Linked DNA regions of Homo sapiens: region 2 is linked to region 1. Evidence: chromatin loops called from intact Hi-C (ENCODE). Cell type or tissue: ascending aorta. All regions are shown on one strand. Links, peaks and the distances in the headings refer to the core of each region. The heading gives the core; the rest is flanking DNA. Region 1 overlaps CEP162 (centrosomal protein 162). Region 2 has its middle 62 kb from the start of MRAP2.

Evidence for each region. A loop is a pair of places that touch in the nucleus more often than their neighbours do. Peaks named below come from ENCODE experiments on the same cell type or tissue, not always from the same donor. Only the 100,000 strongest peaks of a DNase experiment are listed, where the experiment ranks them.
Region 2: a loop joins it to region 1, with 6 times the contacts of the local background. A loop is called at or near these places in 1 of 110 quality-filtered maps.

Annotation. Positions count from the first base shown.
Region 1 is chr6:84,188,726-84,197,068 of GRCh38, reverse strand. CEP162 (centrosomal protein 162) reads left to right here. Exons shown (of 27, transcript NM_014895.4): 10 at 1,994-2,185; 11 at 3,379-3,460. Among named protein-coding and RNA genes, the nearest start is that of CEP162, 35 kb to the left of the region's middle. In ascending aorta, for the core only: no CTCF peak of the experiment used is centred there; no DNase peak of the experiment used is centred there; H3K27ac peaks cover 2,383 bases.
Region 2 is chr6:84,091,255-84,099,597 of GRCh38, reverse strand. It overlaps a transcript of MRAP2 not described here. Among named protein-coding and RNA genes, the nearest start is that of MRAP2, 62 kb to the right of the region's middle. In ascending aorta, for the core only: no CTCF peak of the experiment used is centred there; no DNase peak of the experiment used is centred there; H3K27ac peaks cover 1,645 bases.

The DNA.
Region 1 (8,343 bases), core at 217-8,216:
CTCAACCTGATATTTCTATAGAGGAAAAAAAGACACCGTGTGCTTTTCCTTTTTTCTTGAAAATTAATGACCTCTTTCATTCATGCTGCAAGCAAGACCTTTTTCCTCATGTCCTCTTGAAAATCTCTGCCCTTCAACTGTTGACAGTTCTTCCTTAGCAGTATCCTCTTCTGTTTTTAGTTTATTTAAGCAAACTTGTTATTTGGATATACTTCATGTAGCCATGGGGACCTGAAGCACTAGCTAGAAAGACATCTCATTGTAAGGCATTCTTATACAATCTTATATGTACCACTTGGCTATCTCTTCTGTTTAGAAGTTGTGTATATACACAACTTACATTGTATATACAGGAAGATGAGACTATATATACTATTTTATTTTTAATAACTGGTTAATTAACCATGGGTATGAAGAGAAGAGATTAGTCACCTGTTTTTCTTCTTTTTTTCCCTCTCTTCCGTGATTCATTATTTTCCTCTAATTTTGAAAATTCCACTTGTTAGTAATGAAAATTACAAAATAAGCAAGAAAGTACTCAAAAATATGCAATCATTATTTTCATTAAATTATTTGAATTCTTTTTTCTAGAATTTGTCAGTTGGTGGAAAGAGAAGGTATATTAGTCCATTTTCATGCTGTTGATAAAGACATACCCAAGACTAAGTAATTTATACAGGAAAAAGGGTTTATTGTATTTACAGTTCCACATGGCTGGGGAATCCTCACAATCATGGCAGAAGGCAAGGAGGAGCAAGCCACATTTACATGGATAGCGGCAGGCAAAGAGAGCTTGTGCAGGGAAACTCTTGTTTTTAAAACCATCAGATCTCATGAGACTCGTTCACTATCATGAGAACAACACAGAAAAGACCCACCCCCATAATTCTATCACCTCCCACCAGGTCCCTCCCATGACACATGAGAATTGTGGGAGTTACAATTTAAGATGAGATTTGGGTGGGGACACAGCCAAACCATATCAGAAGGCTAATAGGGAAGGAAGAGTGAATGATGACATCAAGGTTTCTATTTTGACTGAGTAGTGATGTGATTAGGAAATACTGGTAGTAGAACAAGTTTTAGTAGGGAATATAATGAATTCAGTTGGGGAATATGTAGATGTGATATAGAGCAATCTAGATGTCTGTTAAGTTGATATTCAGAAAAGAGTTATAAGGACACAAGACATAGATTTGGGAGTCATAAGCATATGGGTAATAGTTGAAGCTAAAAGTCTTCATGAAGTTAGCCAGGCCAAAAAACTAGTAAGTGAGAGGCATTCAAAAGAAGAGGGCTGAAGATGGAGCCCTGAAATGAACTATAGACCGCAAGAGTTGGAAAATTGCCCTCAAAATTATGGTAATAACAAAAAGAAGAAGGCATGCAGAAGAAACAGTTACAGGAAAAAAAACAATGTTTGACTTCTCTGCCTTTTGGCTAAGATAAAGTGAAAAAGATAATGTCAGATGTCTCACATAGTTGAAGAGAACTAAATACAAATGGAGTTGGTCATTAGGAAATTGCTTTTGATCATAGCAGCTTTAGCAGGATGTTGGAATACATTGGATTGCAAAGTTGGAGGAGTGAATTCATTGTGGTTGAAAAAGTGCAAATGACAAGATGCTTGGTGGTACAGAGAAGCAGAGAGAATGGTAATGGTAAAGGAGAGGTAGAATCCGTCAAAGGAATTTTTTAGTTTGGGAAACTTAAGAATAGTTATGCAGAGGGGGTCGATTAAGAATAGTAGGAGAAAGAACAATGACGAGTGAAAGCAGATTTTATGCTTACCACATCAGGACACGCCTCAGTTTGCTAAAAGAGTTGTTGAGCCTGCTATGAATCCATGCTGGTAGGCCATAGCTGCAAATTACCTAGTTAGTACTTAACTCTACTTTTATATTCCTAACAGGTTAAGGAATGATATTAGTGTTTTATCGTTCTCATGTATTTGTGATGTAATTATTTCTGGTGATTACGTTTATTTCAACAGGTGTTTCTTATGGACAAAGCAGTAGTGACGTTGAAGCCCTACATCAAGCTTATTGTCATATAGCCCATTCATTGGGAGATGAAGACAAACAAAAAATTGAGAGTAACACAGTGGAAGATATCAAGAGCTCAGTGAAAGGTCATCCTCAAGAAAATGAAGAGAATTCAAAAAACATCTCTACTATGGAATCTGGTAAAAACTTACAGATGAATTTTTCAATTATTTGATATCCTTTCTAAAGAGTTTTTAGTGTAATATAATTAAAATACAATTTGCTGTAGTGATTGTTTCTCAGTCTCTGAGCTTAATTAAAGAAATTTTTTCAGCCAGGCGAGGTGGCTGATGCCTGTAATCCCAGCACTTTGGGAGGCCGAGGTGGGTGGATCACGAGGTCAAGAGATTGAGACCATCCTGGGCAACATGGTGAAACCCCATCTCTACTAAAAATACAAAAATTAGCTGGGCATGGTGGCACACGCCTATAGTCCCAGCTACTCGGGAGCCTGAGGCAGGAGAATCACTTGAACACGGGAGACGAAGGTTGCAGTGAGCCAATATTGCGCCACTGCTCCTCCAGCCTGGCAACAGAGTGAGACTCTGCCTTAAAAAAAAAAAAAAAAGATTTTTTCAAATGAAATACAGGAACCCTTGGTTTAACTATAAAATTAGAGCCAAACACAAAACGAAATTTCACTTTCTTTTCTTTTCTTTTTTTTTTTTTGAGACGGAGTCTTGCTCTGTCGCCCAGGCTGGAGTGCAATGGCACGATCTCGGCTCACAGCAGCCTCCGCCACCCTGGTTCAAGCAATTCTCTTGCCTCAGCCTCCTGCATAGCTGGGATTACAGGTGCCTGCTGCCATGCCCAGCTAATTTTTGTCTTTTTAGTAGAGATGGGGTTTTGGCATGTTGGTCAGGCTGCTCTCGAACTCCTGACCTCAGGTGATCCACCTGCCTTGGCCTCCCAAAGTGCTGAGATTACAGGCATGAGCCACTGCGCCTGGCCCAGTTTCTTTTCTAATATGCCTTGATCAAATTAAGAAGTCATTTAAAGGGATATTTTTTACTCTTTTGTATGTACGTATATTAAAGTTGTATTTTGTTAGACAACAGTATTTCAGGATCAACCAAATATGTACTTAGCGTGTGTGTATGTATAGATATTTTTTGATAAATATATTTGATATTGATATTTGAGATATTTATTTGATATTTCATAAGAAAGGAAGTTTTCCTGGTATAAGGAAACTTAAGACGGAAAACTAGGTTTATTGCATGTACCGTTTTATTAACTGTGTCAGAGAAAATATAATTTTGGTGTTATTACACATGTAAATTAAGCAACCTACATAACATTTTTCGTTTCTACTTTTTTTTCCACCTCTTAGATCTGCCCACAGTAGAGGAGCTGATGAAACCTATCAGAATAGATTCCTTTGGGATCAGTGGTTTTGATTTACAACCTGTCAGGTATGAATTTTTTATTTATTGTTTTGTCATTGGAAACTTTTATAGTCATTTGTTCTATGTAATCATTCCTAGTGAATGATTAATGACTAATACTAGCTTGACTCTACCTGTGAGTCATAACTCTCTTCTTTTTATATTTGTCCTTACTCAAGTCATCAAAATTCTAGGGCTAAATGAAAAAATAAATAGATGCTATAAAAAAACTGGGGCCACTAAATAGTCCTAAAGGTTTTCACTGAAAAATACAGTCTCCTCAGCTTTAAATAGTGCCGGAACAGTTCATTCATGATGAGGGAGAAAGTGAATTTTATTATGTTTATGAGTCATAGATTTCCTTCTTTATAAACCAGTTAGTTTTGACTTAGTCACAGACTGGCTGTCATCTCACAGGGTGAGTTTGTAGCCACAAGAGAAATGGTCCTCATTAAAATGCTTCAGGTCCAATACAGTTTAGTGGAAGTATGTGTGACCCACTGTCATTCTTCAACACGGAGTAACATGTCACAGTAACCTTGTAATAGACAGCGTTGCTTTTATGTAGCACTGAAATGTCATGTCCAGTCTCCCACGTGATCCTCATAACAAGTAGAGAATGCATCTTTATGCCCATAATTCAAGAAATGCACCTGAGATTAACTCAATTTACTGGTAGATGATAACAGCTAACATTTTTCACATTTACTTTGGGCACATACTATACGTATATTATTTAATTTAACCTTACAGCATCTCCATGGGTTATACTCCATTATTATCCCTATTTCATAGACAAGAAGATTGAAGCCTAAGAGATTAAAATAAATAAAGCCATTGCCCAAGGTCATATAGTTGTAGACCAGGAACACAGGCCATCCATGTGCTTAACCACTTACATTGTCAGGTCTTTGATCTCCATAAAATACTTCTGTGAAATAGTCTGTCATCCATTCATGTTGTCATTTGTTCATTTGTGTCTTCAACAGACATGTTTTCAGCCTCCTTCCTATACTGTATCCTCATGATGTAAATCCACATGTGGTGATCTCCTGGCCTTGTTTCTACATTTGTGTGAGTTGAGAAAAAAATGATGCAGTGAACCTTCCACTAAAATTCATTCACTTCAATGCTAAGTGTAGTAGTCTTCCATTGATCTGTAGTGCTAATTAGTATTTTTAAAGGAGAGATGGTACCACTCATCATTGCTGTTTGGGAGTATGTTAGCGGTAACTACAGAGATTTTCTTACACATCTTATATCTTTGTTGTTATAGGTAAAACCATTTCAGTAATAGGAATTCTAAAACAGATTTTTACATTTGTGTTTAAAAGCTTAAAACAGATATTTTGAAGGTATAACAGTAATCATACGTAATAGAAATGTCAGTAATATGATCTTTAGTACACATACCTAAAAATTTTTTGGTAAACTATGGAGTAAATGACCCTAGCTGCTATAACATAATCCTTGAAATCTTAGTAGCTTGTCATCAAAAATGTATTTCTTGCTCACATCACTATCCCTTGTGGGTCAGTGGGGTTGGATTGGGGCTCTGCTCCACACAGTCATTTAGGAACCCAGGCTGCTTGTCATCAACACATAGTTTTAAGATTGTTATGACATCATCCAACCAGTCAGTAAGGAAAGAAAGAGAATGGTTTTGCGTCCTTTCTTTTAACTGCCTTAATACAGAAGTTTCATATCACTTCAGCTCACATTCCATTGGTAGGAACCAGCACATCTAGCTAACTAGGTCCAAGGAGGCTGTGAAATGTCGTTTGTTTCTGTGCCAAGAAAGAAAAATGAGTTTGGTCAGTATCTAGTCAGTCTCTGCCAGGATATACCTTTCTAATAACAAAATATCAATTTCACTCTTCTTCATACACAGACCAACTTATCCCCTTCCCCAAGCAGGCAGCCCCAAGTCCCATTCAGGGCTATATGCATCTGAAAGGCCAGGATTTCCAGGTGAAGTGCAGTCCTCTCCATCAGGTTTGAGTATGCTTCTCGTTGTGTACCAATGGTTGAATTAAAAAGACAGGGTTATAATTAAAAAGACAGGGTTATATACTTCCTCACCCCCATCCCAATATATAATGGTGGAACCAGTAGATACACCCTTTCAGCAAGGAAAAGTATGAGGAAAACACAGCAATCAATGTTACAACTTTGAGAACCACTGGAAAGAACTTGTAAAGGCCCCCTACCTTGGGAATAGGGGTTTATTTTCCTTGATTAGGTTATTATTCTATTAAGAAGGGGCTACCTTAAATCAGTTATTCTATATAGCCCCTCATTCCATTCCTTGGAGGATTTGTCTTGTATGTTATCACCATTGGCTACAACTGAAGTGAATTTTAGGTTGAGGGGTATGCCCATCTTGGGGGATACACTCCCTTCTCAATCCACTTCCTGCCCACAGGTAGCTTTAAGGTTCCCAGTCACTGACTTTTGGGTTTCTTTTTTTTTTTTCTTTTGAACAGGGTTATGGTTTTTTACATTATATTCTTTCAGAAAGTTTCGTAACTTAATAATCGCTTTGGTCCCAGTGAATTCCATGTGCCAATAATGAAACTTAGAGTTCTTTGCTACCCAGAATCTATAAGGAACTTAAGCAAATTTACAAGCAAAAAACAACCTCATTAAAAAGTAGGCTGGGCACGGTGGCTTACGCCTGTAATCCCAGCACTTTGGGAGGCTGAGGCAGGCGGATCATGAGGTCAAGAGATCGAGACCATCCTGGCCAACATAGTGAAACCTGGTCTCTACTAAAAATACCAAAATTAGCTGGGCGTGTGGCGCATGCCTGTAGTCCCAGTGTGTCTGGAATTGGTGGGTTCTTGGTCTCACTGACTTCTAGAATGAAGCCGCGGACGCTCGCGGTGAGTGTTACAGCTCTTAAGGTGGCGCGTCTGGAGTCTGTCCCTTCTGATGTTCAGATGTGTTCGGAGTTTCTTCCTTCTGGTGGGTTCGTGGTCTCGCTGGCTCAGGAGTGAAGCTGCAGACCTTCGCAGTGAGTGTTACAGCTCTTAAGGCAGCGCGTCTGGAGTTGTTCGTTCCCTCCCGGTGGGCTCGTGGTCTCGCTGGGCTCAGGAGTGAAGCTGCAGATCTTTGCAGTGAGTGTTACAGCTCATAAAAGCAGCGTGGACCCGAAGAGTGAGCAGTAGCAAGACTTATTGCAAAGAGCGAAAGAACAAAGCTTCCACAGTGTGGAAGGGGACCCGAGCAGGTTGCCAATGCTGGCTCGGGCAGCCTGCTTTTATTCTCTTATCTGGCCCCACCCACATCCTGCTGATTGGTAGAGCCAAGTGGCCTGTTTTGTCAGGGCGCTGATTGGTGCGTTTACAATCCCTGAGCTAGATACAAAGGTTCTCCACGTCCCCATCAGATTAGTTAGATACAGAGTTTCAACACACAGGTTCTCCAAGGCCCCACCAGAGCAGCTAGATACAGAGTGTCGATTGGTGCAGTCACAAACCTTGAGCTAAACACAGGGTGCTGACTGGTGTATTTACAATCCCTGAGCTAGATATAAAGACTCTCCACGTCCTCACCAGAGCAGCTAGATACAGAGTGTTGATTGGTGCAGTCACAAACCTTGAGCTAAACACAGGGTGCTGATTGGTATATTTACAATCCCTGGGCTAGATATAAAGACTCTCCACGTCCTCACCAGAGCAGCTAGATACAGAGTGTCGATTGGTACAGTCACAAACCTTGAGCTAAACACAGGGTGCTGATTGGTGTATTTACAATCCCTGAGCTAGATATAAAGACTCTCCACATCCCCACCAGACTCAGGAGCCCAGCTGGCTTCACCTAGTGGATCCCGCACCGGGGCTGCAGGTGGAGCTGCCTGCCAGTCCTGCGCCGTGTGCTCGCATTCCTCAGCCCTTGGGTGGTCGATGGGACTGGGCGCCGTGGAGCAGGGGGTGGTGCTCGTCGGGGAGGCTTGGGCCACACAGGAGCCCATGGAGTGGGTGGGAGGCTCAGGCATGGCGGGCTGCAGGTCCCGAGCCCTGCCCTGTGGGAAGGCAGCTAAGGCCCGGCGAGAAATCGAGCGCAGCGCCGGTGGGCCAGCACTGCTGGGGGACTCAGTACACCCTCTGCAGCCACTGGCCCGGGTGCTAAGTCCCCCATTGCCCAGGGCCAGCAGGGCTGGCTGGCTGCTCCGAGTGCGGGGCCCACCAACCCCATGCCCACCCGGAACTCCAGCTGGCCCGCAAGCGCCGCACGCAGCCCCGGTTCCCGCTCGTGCCTCTCCCTCCACACCTCCCTGCAAGCTGAGGGAGTGGGCTCTGGCCTTGGCCAGCCCAGAAAGGGGCTCCCACAGTGCAGTGGGGGGCTGAAGGGCTCCTCAAATACCACCAAAGTGGGAGCCCAGGCAGGGGAGGTGCCGAGAGCAAGCGAGGGCTCTGAGAACTGCCAGCATGCTGTCACCTCTCACCAGCTACTCGGGAGGCTGAGGCAGGAGAATCGCTTGAACCCAAGAGGCAGAGGTTTCAGTGAGCCGAGGTCACACCACTGCTCTCCAGCCTGGTGACAGAGCGAGACTCCATCTCAAAAAAAAAAAGTGGGCAAGGACATGAACAGACATTTTTCAAAAGAAGACGTGCAGCCAACAAGCATTTGAAAAAATGCTCAACATCACTAATCATTAGAGAAATACAAATTAAACCACAATGAGATGCCATCTCATGCCAGTCAGAATAGCTATTATTAAAAAGTAAAAAACAAAAAAAAATATGCTGGTTGCAGAGAAAAGGGAACATTTATACACTGCTGGTGGGAATGTAAATTAGTTCAGCCATTGTGGAAAGCAATTTGGCGACTTCTCAAAGAACTTAAAGCAGAATTACTATTCACCCGGCAATCTCATCATTGGATATATACCAAAAGGAATATAA
Region 2 (8,343 bases), core at 240-8,239, 97 kb after region 1:
CCTTTAAATATCCAGCTCTCATGTGAACTCTTAGAGAACTCACTCATTACTGTGAGGACAGCCATTCATGAGGAATCTGCCCTGATGACCCAAACACCTTCCACTAGGCCCAACTCCAACATCGGAGGTTACATTTAAACATGAGATTTGGAGGGGGCAAATATCCAGACTATATTACTACTGATTTCAAGACTTCTAAAGCTATAATAAACAAGAAGTGTGGAATGAGTGTCAAACAGGTGAATAGAATGTCCAGAATTGTAAAAAAAATTTAAAAATAAAAAATAAATAAAGCCAACACATATATAGACAACTGATTTTCAGTAAAGTTGCAGAGGCAATACACTGGAGAAAAGATCTTTTCACCAAACCATGCTGGAACGATTAGATATCCATAAGCAAAAAAAAAAAAAAAAGAAAAGGATCTTTTTTGATCTCTCATTAAAAAGATCATGGTGATCTCACACCATGTTTAAGAAAAAAACTCAAAATGAATCACGAACCTTAATGAAAATCTGAAACTATAGAACTTCTAGAAAAAAAAAGCATAGGATTATACCTTTATGACCTTGGGTTTGGCAAAGATTTCTTTCATATGACACTAAAAGCATGATATCTATTAAAAAAATTATGGATTAGAGTTCACCAAAATGAAGAATTTCTGTCCTTTGAAGACACTGTTAAGGATATGAAAAGACAACCCACAAACTGAGAGAAACTATTTGCAGATCCTATATCTGATAAATAACTTATATTTACAGAATATAAAGAACTCTCAAAACAACAATAAAACAAATTCCCTAATAAAACAATGGGACAAAGACTTGAAAGGCACTTTGCTAAAGATATACTGATGAAAAATAAGCATATGAAAAAATGCTGAATACCATTAGAGAAATGCAATTGAAAAATGACATACTACTACACATGCATATTAGAATGAATACAATTTAAAAGACTGATGTTACAATATGTTGGAAAGGAAGTGGAGCAACCAGAATTCACATACACTATGAGAAAGTTAAAATCATACAACCATTTTGGAAAACTGTTTAGCAGTTTCTTAAAAAGACAAATGCCTACCTACCATATGACCCAGACATTCCTCTTCTAGGAACTTAAACAAGTAGAAGCACATGTTCACATGAAGACTTATAAATGAATATTTACAGCAAATATTCATAGAAAATATTTATTTACAATAGCCAAAATTATAAGTAACCCAAATATCCATCAACAAATAAATAGATAAGCAAATTATGGTATGTATAGCCACACAATGAAACACTACTCAGCAATGAAAAGAATGAACTATTGATACACACAACAACATGGACGAATCTCAAAATAATTACGCTGAATGAAAGAAGCCAGGCAAAACAGAGTATGTACTGCATGATTTCACTTATATAAATACCATGAAAATATGGACTGATCTGTTGTAATGCAAAGCAGATCTGTAGTTTCAGAGAAAGGGATGGGAGGGAGGGATTATAAAAGGGCATCATAATTTTTATGGATGATGGACATGTTTATTATCTTGATTGTGGTGATGGTTTCTTGACTGTATACTGTGTCAAAATGTATTAAATTGTGCACTTCAAATATGTAAAAATTATTTTGTCAATTATATCTCAAAGTTATTTTAAAAATGCAATTCAGTCCTGACCCACTTCAATGCCTGATTCGACTGAGATAATCAGCCTCTAGCCCTATCTACTTAACAGAGGAAAGAGGAATACATCTCTCATGGAAGATAATTTCCCATGTTGTATCAATGGATTTTTCATATACAATGTCTGCCAAATAATAAAAAATGTCTAGACATGTGAAATGTCAAGACCATATGATTAATAATATAAGAATAAGAAACATTAAACAATAGATGCAAATCCACAGATTATTTAGGCATTAGAGTTAGTAGAGTCTTTTTATAAAAACTATAAACTAATTAATTGCAATATTTTAAGAGCTTAGAGGAAATGATGGACAAAATAGATGAAAAGACAAAGATTTTCACCAGAGAAATATACTAAATACATTTTTAAGAAGGATCAAACAGGTATTCTAATACTGAATAAATAACATGTTTCCAGTTCTGGAAACACAGTGAACTGAGATAATTTGAATCCCTCTTAAATAAAACTTTTAGTAATGTTGGATAAAATACAACAACAAAAGTAATATAGAGCTAAGCATGAAGGAAAGTGAAGTTTCCAGGTGACAAAAATAAAGAGGAAACTTAAAGCCACAATCGTAAGCTTGTGAGCTGACAACACAGTGCCCTGAAAAGAGTGGGCTCGTATCTATTCAGGAAAAGGGCTCATCCCAGATGTAATGACTCTTGGCTTACTAAGACCACCCTGCCCTACCCCACCACACACACACATATAAAAGTTATTGGAAGGGCTGCTTCTGTGATGGGCAGGAGAGTAGGACATAGATCATGTAGAGCTTTCAGGTCATCATAAGGACTGTGGCTTTTTCACTGCATGAAATGGGAAGCCATTGAAGGATTTTGAACAGAGAAGTAACCCGACTTATGATATTTAAAGGATCACTTAGACCTCTCTGTTGAAAGTTCTCATAGTAGGCTTACAAAAATTAATTTAGGACAGGGGTAGCTTAGTGCCTAATAAATGTCACCTGTTATTGTTTGTAATGCATGCTGCTAGTGCCCACACAGGGTCCTTTACTAGCCAATGCCTGTTCCCAGCTGCTAGGGATGTTAACCAGCACCTTCTTCTCTCAAGAATTACCCTTGATCAAAGCAGAAGCCATCTTACCCTGACTGGCTTGGGGCAACAAAAGATCATGCCCCTGCCTCAGGATGGGACTGATTCTGTAGTGCAATTTGTGCCCCAGAACTTCCTGTGAGATCAGAATGTGGCCAGTCTGCAGCTGAGATGACATTCTTGGTGGCTTTTCCCCTGCTCTAACTGCTTCCATCATTCCCCTTCTTATAGCTCACCTACAATAAATCTTTTCAGGCTTTTATGGAACACAACCTATGACACTGTTGTTATCATAATTATCTCTGAATTTATTATTTCTTTAATGCAAGTCATTCGCATACATTTCACTTGAAGTCAAAGGCTGGTGCTTTCAAACTCACACTGGTAGGTCATAGGGTCTGTGGGTACTGTGTGGGCCAACTTGTACTACACTTACACTTGACACTATTCTGCTATCTAATGAGGTGTTTTTGGAATGAAGTCGAACAACATTTGTGTTAAATTTTTAACATTTGTCTTTATTAATTTTATCATAAATGTATACCCAAGGTTATCTGGGTAGGTTCAGATTCTCATTATTCATTTTAAAAGCCATCCATAACCACATGGTCCCTCACGTCCCAATTCTACCCCTGAAGTAACATTGCAAACTAGGTTAAAATCTCCTATACATACAACATCTGTATCCTAGACGAGGGATGGAGAAAAACAGAGTTTCTCTGTTTATATACAGGATAAAGAGGCAAAACATGAGGAAGAAAAAACTTTACTCCATAGAGAACAGGTGGAAAAGATCCTAGAAATGTAAATACCTCTCTCTCCAGTATGGATTTTATGAACTATGTTTCCTTAAAATGTACACACATTCTTCCCAAGGCAGGCGTATTTCTCTGGAGACCTCTCACTAGGTATACAGTTGCAGATGAACTTCCCAAGGATTGTTCTTAGCTGAGGATCCCAAGTTTTCTGCAAAATTTATTCAAAAGCTCCAACTCCATAGAAAGACAAGAATATTTTCTCTGTGCCACTCACACACATCTGCCTCGAGAATCAGCACAAGCTGCCAACTCAACACCTCTGATCACAGGCTGCCTGAAGTCGCCTCTCTCAATATATCTAAAAGCCTGGCCTAGACATAAAGACTTTCTATTTCTACTACACATCTTTTCTGGGTGACAGGATGGATTATTGTTCTACCAATAATAGACAATTTTTCAGTAGGTAATAAAATAGCTCACATACACAGTATATATTTTGGCAAAGTCTTGGCAGCTTTCAGAAGGGAAAAAATCCATTGAATTTAACCTGAGGTGGTTGTATATCTCTAAAAGAGAAATTCAGGCATTTAAAAAGTCACCTGCATTCTTTTCACAACTTCTTCAAAGTTGCCTCTTTTTCAAAAATCCCCAGTGACTTATGCAATATACTCTTTGATCATTTTAGGTTTGGGAGGCAGTTTCCAAAGGCCTCTCAGGTTTCTGCATGTAAAGTGAGCAGGGGAAAACTGACAGCCTTTGTCTCAGCTGTCTATTCAACAATGTTTGCAAAGTGAACAGCCTTGGAAGATGGAGATAGTGTCTCCCTCTGGAGCATAGAGCAGGTTTATTTACTATCCAGCATAACAAAGATAATATCTCCTTCTGAGGTAAAGGCCAGGGAGGTTTGCTTGCAACCCATTGTCAAAACACAGGGTTCCCCTAAGCTCAGGGTTCCTCAGCCATGATGCCAACCCACTGTGTGCACAGCATCTCCTTGAGCCCTTGCTTCTCCACACTGTGAGACCTGGAGGCAAGAGGAACTATATTAATTTCTATTGCTGTTGTAAAAAAACAAAACACAACTAAAAATGTGGAGTTGGCAATGGGCAGTGGCTGGTAGAATATTGAAGAACATGATATAAACTGACTAGATTGCCTTGAGTAGCCTGTTAGTAGGAATATGGATGTGAACAACTCTAAGTGAGGACTCAGAGGGAAGTGCTGAGCATGATAGAAAAAAAATTATCTGGCCAGGTGCGGTGGTGCGCACCTGTAGTCCCAGCTACTTGGGAGGCTGAGGCAGGAGAATCGTTTGAACCCAGGAGGCGGGGGTTGCAGTGAGCCGAGATCACGCCACTGCACTCCAGCCTGGCAACAGAGTGAGACTCCATGTCAAAAAAAAAAAATTATCTTATGAACTATCTAAATCATCATGAACAGACTATTGGTAGAAATATGGATACTAAAGGTACTGCAGATGAAAATTAAAATGGAAATGAGGAACATGTTATTGGAAACTGGAGAAAAGGAGATCCTTGTTACATAGCAGCAGAAAGCTTAGGTGAATTGTGCCCTGCAATTATGTAGAAAGCAAAATCTGTAAATAATAAAGTTGAATATTTAGCTGAGAGGATTTCCAAGCAAAATGTTAAAGATGAGGCCTGGTTTCTTCTTGCTACTGATAGTAAAATGCAAGAGGAAAGAAAAATGGAGGGAAGAACTTTAAGTGAAGAGGAATCAGGATTGATGATTTGGGAAATTCTCAGCCAATTATATTGCAAAAACACTAAAATTAGGAGATTCATCATCAGGAAAGCATGCTCTGGAGAGAAAGCCAAGGACTGTGACTAGGCAACCTTTGCTATTGTCTCAAAAGAAACAAAAAGAGTATTAAATCACACGGGGGGCTCTCTGAAAAAATTAGGAGTGTGACTCATGGATCATTTTATCCATTTAAGTACTAACTAGGAATAGAGATAGGGTTATTCAGGAGTGATCCACAGAAGAGCCTCTTGCCTAATGTAGTAAGTTTCTGTGATATATCCAGGAGACACCCTAGTTCTTGAAAATGTTATACCAGCAGAAACACTGCCAACTTTGAGACAGCCAGGCTGGTTCGTTTTCTGTTTTGGAGTGGTTTAGAGAAAAAGAACAAAAGCTCCTTACTCAAGTTGTAGCTTACCTAACTTCCAGCCAATCAGCAAAAGAAGATCCAAGAAGCTGTTAACCGCAAGTTCCTGCTTTAAGGGATTAGGGACTTCCCTGAGGCCCCATATGCATACTTAGACTTAAACTTCAACTCATAGCTACCCCTTCCTCATTTTAATGCTAAAAGTCACTAAGTCACTACCAGGGGTGGAGATTTAAAATGTATTGTGACATGTGATGTACAAAGAAGCATGTGAAGCCACTGCCCAAGCGCTAGAGAAACTCCTCCTATACATGCCCTGATAAAACACTTATCTATGGAAAGGCCCTGTAAAACTGACTCACATACTACCCTCAGGGAGCAGCCTGCCCTTTTCCTTGTGCAGTGCTGACTTCCTTGTGTACAAGCTAAAATAAAGCTTTCTCTTTCTCTTTGCTGTTATGTCTGGTGATCTGTATTTCCATCCTGGAAGATTACAAGAACCCAGGGTGCTGATTACATCTCATGGCACTCCAGATAGAACCCTCATTTTAGGGTCCTGTGGGAGCAAATGGCACAGCCCAGACGACAGAGATGGCTGACCAGGCACAAACCAAGGCAGCTGCACCATTGTTTCACCCTGGTGCCTCGGTGAGTCAAGTTCCTACATAGGATAAGTCCCCATTCCCTTTTTCTTTCTCTCTCTCTATTTTTCTTGCCCTATTCTCTCTCTTTCTCTTTGCTCCTATGTTTGGTGATCTCTCTTGATGTCTATACTGGAAGATTACAAGAACCCAGGGCACTGATAACAACTTCAACTGAAATGGACAGAGTGAGGGCAAGATAAATGAAGGCTATCAGACTCCCAAAATTCTACATGCAGAAAAAAAGGCTGATAAAACTACTCAGCTAAAAACACATTGTACCTTTCAAGAAAAAGAAAAGATGATTCCAAGAGTGGAGCTTCAGGCCCAGAGAATGTAGCCAGAAGTCACAAAAGACTATTTCCAGGCCTTGCAGCTTAACAGTTTTCCCAGTTTGAAGGATTTGTTATTTTGGGGACTGATGATTCATTTTTTCCTTCCATTTTCTCCTTTTTGGAATGGGAATACGGTTGATCCTTGAACAACATAGGGTTGAACTGCACGTGTCCACTTGTATGCAGATTTTTTTTCAACCAAATGGGGATTGAAAATACAGTATTCTTGGGATGCGAAACCCACCTATACGGAGAGCTAATTTTCATATACACGGGTTCTGCAGGACCTACTGTGGAACTTAAGTATGCTAGGATTTTGGTGTATACAGGGGGCCTGGAACCAATCCCCTGCATATACTGAAAGACAACTATTAGTAACTAGTATCTTATGTCGGTCACATCATTGTATTTTGGGAGAAAATAACTTATTTTCTAGTTTTACAGGTCCACAGATGGAGAGTTTTTCCCCAGGATGAATCATACCCAGGATCTCACTAATACTGAAATTAGATGGTTAAGATAATAAGATTTGGGACTTTTAAGCTGATAAGATTTAGGTAATACATGTGACTTTGAATTGATTCTATAATGAATTGAGACTGTGGAGTATATTGGGATGGGGTGTATGTATTGTGCATATAGAATGGATATAAACCTTTGGGGCCAAAGGGAAGACTAGCAGGCTAATGGTTCCCCAAGCATGTCCACATCCTAATCCCTGAAACCTGTCAATATGTAGCCTTATGTGGCAAAAGGCACACACTTTACAGATGTGATTAAATGAAGGATCTCAAGATGGGGAGATCATCTTAGGTAACCCAATGTAATCACAAAGGTCCTTATAAGAGAGAAGCAGGATGGTTAAAGACAGAGATGTAAAGTGGAAGAAGAGGAGCCACAGAGTGGGAGCAACCCCTGGAAGATAGAAAAGGCAAGAAAACTGATTAATCCTGAGAGCCTCCAGATGGAATGCTGCTGTGCTAACACCTTGATTTTAGCCCACTGAAACTGATTTTAGACTTGTCTACTCTAGAACTGGAAGAGAATAAATTTGTGTTGCTCTAAGTCACTAAATTTGTGGTAATTCGTTACAACAGCAGTAGGAAACAAACTCAGGAACCAACATGAGCATGAAGCATATGTGGCCTGCTGTGCTGTAATGAAGATTTTTGTCTCTGACCCAAGACTCTTGTGTCTTCTGGCAGCATCCATGAGACTATGGCAAGCTGATTTGCAGAAGGGGCAAAATCTTGGACCATTCACAGTTCTTAACATTTAGTTCATAAAAATGATGATATAGTCATGGGTATTTGTCTGACGTTTAAGTATCTTTCAATCTTCTGATCAATAAATCTACTTCTAAATAAGATACCACTTAAGTAGCTGTGAACTTTAATAATAGCCCATGATTTATATTTCATTAAATAAATTATGAATAATCATACTCATATTAGAAGTTAAACTCTGGCCAGGCATGGTGGCTCATACCTGCAATCCCAGCACTTTGGGAGGCCAAGGCAGGCAGATAACTTGAGGTCAGGAGTTCGAGACCAGCCTGGCCAACATATAGTGAAATCTCGTCTCTACTAAAAAATACAAAAATTAGCTAGGCGTGGTGGCACGTGCCTGTAGTCCCAGCAACTTGGGAAGCTGAGGCAGGAGAATCACTTGAACCCAGGAGGGGAGGCTGCAGTGAGCCATCCAGCCTGGGCGACAGAGCAAGACTCCGTCTCTCAAAAAAAA